Regions from separate parts of the Homo sapiens genome. Here region 2 is linked to region 1. A link is a loop called in an ENCODE intact Hi-C map of the cell type or tissue named here. Cell type or tissue: A673. All regions are shown on one strand. Each heading gives the region's core, and the rest is flanking DNA. Links, peaks and the distances in the headings are about the cores only. Region 1 has its middle 8.9 kb from the start of LINC02843. Region 2 has its middle 90 kb from the start of MIR4289.

Region 1 (2,927 bases), core at 191-2,690:
GAGGTTGCAGTGAGCTGAGATCGTGCCATTGCACTCCAGCCTGGGTGACAGAGTTAGACTCTGTCTTAAAAAAAAAAGTGATTCTAAAATTTATTTGGAGAAATAGAGATTCTCCATTTTGAGCAAAGAGCCAAGGGGGTGGGTTAAGAAACACCTTACGCAATGTTTAGACATATCACAAAGACATAGTAATAAAACAAACCCCCAAACAACAGTGTGGTACAAAGAAAGGATCATGCAAAGAGACCAGTGAAACTGAATGGAGGGCCCAATAATAGTTCCAAGGGTTCATGTATATCTTTTACATATGAGGTGACATCACAGCTTTACAAGAAAAGGTAGATTATCCAGCAAATGTTGATGGAAAAATTGGCTTTCTAAACTGAGTAAAATAAAGCTGCATCCTGATATTGTGCCATATTTGAGCAATATGGGTATAGACCTAAATGCAAAAGGTAAGACTGTAAAGTAAATGAAAGAAAAAATAAAATATTTCAGCAATCTTGGATTGTGAGATGGTGTTTTAAACAAGGCCCTGAAAGCATGAAGAGTAAGGCCAAAATTTAATAAATTTTACTGTATCAAAATTAGAAAATTTTTCTTCCACGAAGAACATGAAATCTGTTCCATGACGTTAACAGAAAGAACACTGGTAGGTGTTTGTAGTGTCTAAATCAGTAAGATGATTAACATTTAGAATACATGAAGTATTCATACATCAACAAGGATAAAAGACAAGAAACAGAGAAATCAGCAAAGGATATCATTAGGTTAATTTACAGAAGGAGCACTCTAATAAGACAAGATGTCATTCTCACTAACTGTGAGAAAAATCCAATTAATTCAATTCGGATTAATCTATTATAATCAAAGTAGTAAAAATGTAATAGTTGACTAATAAAAAGATCTCTATTTGCAATGCATTTAACCATCTCTCCTTTTCGAAAACCTACTAAGATCACATAAATGTATAGTTTTACGTTTAAATCTTTACTAAAATGAACAAATAAATGAATGAGTAAATAAGTAAACAAGATCTACCTACAAGAACAAAGAGAACAAAAGAAAAGAAAATGCAGATAAAAGACACCAACATTTTGGAAGATGTAAATTGGGTGGAGGATGTAGCTGACCTAACAGAGAAGATGAAATGAGCATCCAGTGCCTGCAGGGGGTGATATTGATGAAGAGTGAGCACATTTGCCTTGAAGAATCGCTGAAAGCTCCAAATGGAAGACAGCAGGTACTCTGGCAGGTGGGGTTGAGTGTGAGCCTGAACACAGCATGAAACCTGGGAAGTCTCTGTGAAGCAGCTGTGTTCCCTGGGTCCCTTTCTCCACCACCCCCTGCAGCAGGTGTCTGTATGTCTCCTGCCCTCTAGGATCCCAGAGATTTATTCTTGAGATGTTGAAATACAGAGGCTTTGCACATGAGGGCACTTAGACAAAGGAGCTACAGATATTGGTTGGGAGACCTCAAAGAAAATGCTGCCTTGTTTTGTTACAGTGAGGTGCACATACAGCACTTCTCATAAATCTTTTAGTGACTCCCTCAAACATAAATGACAGCAATAAAAACATCAAACATTTGAGGAAAACCTCCAATGTGAACAAGAAAGATCCACCTCCCCCATCCTTCTACCAAAAAAAAAAAAAAAAAAAAAGAAAAGAAAAGAAAAAAGAAAGGGGAATGGGTAAATCTATAGAGAAAGAAAAATTAGTAGTTGCCTAGGGCTGAGGGGATAGGTGTTGGGGGACAATGACAGGTATGTGCTTTCTTTTTGGGATGCTGAAATTTTTCAGAAATTGATTGTGATGATGGTTGTCTAACTGAACATACTAAAACCCATTGAATTGTACACCTTAAATGGGTGATTTGCATGTATGTGACTTATATCTCAACAAGAGTGTTATACAAGAACAATAAAAGACAATTAAGGGAAATACAATGAAAATACTTAAGAGTATAAGAAAAATTGGATTATATACAATTAAGAATGTCTTTTATGTCTTTTAATCAAAAGATGATTTGTGGAAAGACAAGTCAGAGCGCAGGAGAGGTGTTTGCTCTGTGATGTGTGATGTGTGTGTGTGTGTGTGTGTATAAATACACACGTATATGACAAGCGACTCTATCCAGAATATGTAAAGAACTCAGTAGGAAAAAGGCAATGAGATAGAAAGATGGTCAAAACAGTTGAACAGGAAGTTCGATAAGTAAAGCGTTCAAATCAATAATAAAAATATGAAAATTTCTCAACTTTGTTAGCCGGGGAAACTGAAAATCAAGATCTCAGTGTAATACTACTACACACCTACCACATGGGCTCCAATGAAAGTGATAAACAGTACCACATGGTGGGGACATGGAGCTGGCACAAGTTTAAGTTGGTTTATCCACTCTGGAAAGCCTTCAGCAGAATCTCCTAAGGCTGAAATATACATATCTTCTGACCATGCTATTTCACTCCCAGGTGTATTAGTGTGTAAATATGTTTACTAAGAGGCATATACCTGTTTCATGGCAGCACTATTCATAATAGCCCAAATTGGAAACAACTCCAAAGTCCATCAACAATAGAAATTTCCATTTCATACAAAAGAATATTTAACCCTGAGAAGAAAAATATAGATCTATCTCTCAAATTATTTTGAGGGAAAGAAATGCAAAAGTGTATGAACTGCATGATCCCATTGATATGAAATTTTTAAAAGTCAAAGCTTACCGATAGGTTTAGGAGGCAGGGTATTAGCTCCCCTTGGAGGGCACTGATGGGGACTGGGAGAGGTATGGGGCTGCTCTGGGGTGATGGTCTTGTCTCGTGATTAGGGTGCTGGTTCCATTGTGCATTTCATTTGAAAATTCACTGAGCTGTACACTCAGGATTTGTGTACTTTTTGTGTGTATATTATACCTTGACAAAATAT
Region 2 (2,927 bases), core at 197-2,696, 170 kb after region 1:
AAATGGAAGTACATGCATCTCAAGATTGAACATATCCTTGAAAAGTCTACCACAATTAAATTTAAAAAAACAAAAACAGTCCAAGGTACATAATTATGGAATTTCAGGACACAACTGCAAAATAAAAACTAAGGCCAGGTGCGGTGGCTCACGCCTGTAATCCCAGCACTTGGAGAGGCCGAGGCGGGCGGATCATGAGGAGATCCAGACCATCCTGGCTAACACGGTGAAACCCCATCTCTACTAAAAATACAAAAAAATTAGCCAGGCGTGGTGGCGGGCACCTGTAGTCCCAGCTACTTGGGAGGCTGAGGCAGGAGAATGGCATGAACCTGGGAAGCGGAGATTGCAGTGAGCCGAGATCGTGCCACTGCACTCCAGCCTGGGCCACACAGCAAGACTCCGTCTCAAAAAAAAAAAAAAATTTGAAAACTCCAAGAGAAAAACAGATCACCTTTAACAGAACATAACTAAGAATGTCATTAGCCTGCATGAGGAAGGCAATAAAGCAATGCCTTCAAAATTCTGTGGAAGAATAATTTGGAGTGTAGAATTCTAATATCCACAGCAGATATTAAATAAGTATGATTACAGAGTGAAGACATTTCAGGCATGCAAGAACTCAAAATGTTTACTTCTTATTCAGTCTTTCCTCAGAAGTTACTTAAGGTTGCACTTATCTAAAATGAAATACTAGATCAAATCCACCAAATAGAGCAATGTGTGAGCTTTTAGAAGCTGTTGAGCAGTCCTGGAGAACAGCCAGCCAAGACCAGGAAGGATTCCAGGAAGGACCTGAAACAATGAAGTTTGGAGGTAAAATAAAGACTATTAAAGAGGAAGACATTGCTTGATAAGAAGTCAAATTAACAAAAAAAAAACCTCTAGAAAACCAGACTCAAAAGAAGAGGAAATTGTGGTAAACCACAGTCGCATAAGAGCAGGGTAATGTAAGTGCCCTCTGTCTAACTTAAAGTAGTGTTATGACTATACTTCAAGATAGATAAAGGGAGATGAAATGTAGTTTGAGAGAGCTAGCTTCTCAATTATCAGAAGTTAAATAATATCTAAATATTGAATGAACCAAAAATGTAAGCATACTACTTAGAGTTGTAAATGTAACTACCCTAAGAAATAGCTAAAAATGTTGAAGTGTGGTTATTACTGGGAAACATGATATATTTGTTTAAGCAGGATTTTTATATGACAATATTTTTTATTTATATAATGATACTTTAACCATATATCACTCTGATAAAAATGTCTTAAAAGTTTATTTTAATATACTTGTAGTTTGGCTTCAATTTTTATTTTATATTTCATTTCAGAAACTAATGTGACACCCATGTCAACCATTCTTGAGCTGCATTAACGTACAAAGAGACTTGAGCAATTTGCCTACTTTTCATCGAGCAAAATTTTGTTTCCCAAATCCAATTATTCAATCTCTAAATTGCTTGCTTCCCACTTCCTTTTCGTCATAGTCTCTTTATATTAATACCAAACTTGGCTTTTTTTCCTTCCTTTTATGGCCTCTCAGCCCAAACCACCAGTCCCTAGATAACTAATTATCTGTGTCCTCTGGCCTCATCCCAACTTTTTAGGGCAGTGAGCTAACACTTCTTTTTGTATGTTAGGAGTTCTCAACTTTTTTGAAGAAACATGGTGCTTTCTAAAATAAATGGGAGAACATAAGACAAAGCAAAGCCAGAAGAAATTAATTTTCTTTGGAAAATCCCAAAAGTCAGGAAAGTTTTCTGAAGACTGAATATTCTTCACCACTCATTTTCACTTTTATTCATTCAACATTGTTTGAACCTTCACCCTGTAATGGGCTCTTTAGTGGCATCATGGCTACTAATGTGAGGAAGGTATGGAGAGCCACCTAACAGGGCTCTGCTCTTCTCTCCGCTGCATGTTCCACAGGCGCTCATGGCAAAACTCACCCAAATCTCTTCATGGTGACCACTTGTTCAGCCTTATATCTTCCCTCACAAGCATAGCCCTTTTCTGAGACTTGCATTTGCTTTAAAATTTTGAATTTCCAAATTCCCAATATGGTTTACTTCATAATTGAGACATAAAGTTCACTGCAGAAGAGAAGATACCCCCACAAGTCAGAAAATGCTCTTTAATTGTTTATTAAAAATGAAAGAGTGGAAATTATTGTGCAAATCCAAATAGAACAAATCTAAAAAATCCATACCAAGACACATTGTAGTCAAATTTCTGGAACCTAAACAAAGAAAAATTCTTGAAAGCAGTGTGAGAGAATGACACCTTAACCTATAGAGGAAAAGTCACTTAAATGAAAGATAATATCTCATCAGAAACCATGGAGACCAGAAGTAAGTGGCTTAAATTTTCTTTAAAGTACTGGGAAAAGAAACCCTACCAATAAGCATTCAGTATCCAATGAAAATATTTTATGGGGATGAAAGGAAAATCAATCATTCTCAGATGAATTTCAGAAATCATCATTCTCAGATGAAGTAAAAACTAAGCAAAATTTTTACCAATACTCCTACCCTAAAAGTATGGGTAACGGACATTCTTTCAATATAAAGGATATGATAAAAATAAGAAATCTTGAAACATTAAAAAAAAGGTGAATGGGGAGAGTAAAAATATGGTGAATACAATAGAATTTCCTCCTCCTCTTGAGTTTTCCAAATTATGTGTGATATTGGAGCAAAAATTCTGACACTCTGATATTGTTCTCAATGTATGTTGAGAAAATAATTGATATAATCATAAACTGGAAAGGATAAAAAATATGCTAAATAAAGGAAAGTTTCTATACCTAATTTGAACTGAAAAAATGTTGAAGCCTTTAGACTATAGAATTATATATATAACAAATATATAATAAACATATTTTATATATAAAAAATATATTTCTATACATAATGCAATTCTATATATAA

Evidence for each region. Peaks named below come from ENCODE experiments on the same cell type or tissue, not always from the same donor. Only the 100,000 strongest peaks of a DNase experiment are listed, where the experiment ranks them.
Region 2: it touches region 1 in a loop (2.5-fold over the local background); 1 of 110 quality-filtered maps calls a loop at or near these places.

Annotation. Positions count from the first base shown.
Region 1 is chr9:88,659,608-88,662,534 of GRCh38, forward strand. No RefSeq gene overlaps it. Among named protein-coding and RNA genes, the nearest start is that of LINC02843, 8.9 kb to the left of the region's middle. In A673, for the core only: CTCF peaks have their summits at 1,172 (motif pointing right) and 2,352; DNase peaks (open chromatin) are centred at 1,184 and 2,364.
Region 2 is chr9:88,834,450-88,837,376 of GRCh38, forward strand. No RefSeq gene overlaps it. Among named protein-coding and RNA genes, the nearest start is that of MIR4289, 90 kb to the left of the region's middle. In A673, for the core only: no CTCF peak of the experiment used is centred there; DNase peaks (open chromatin) are centred at 792 and 1,502; H3K27ac peaks cover 2,184 bases.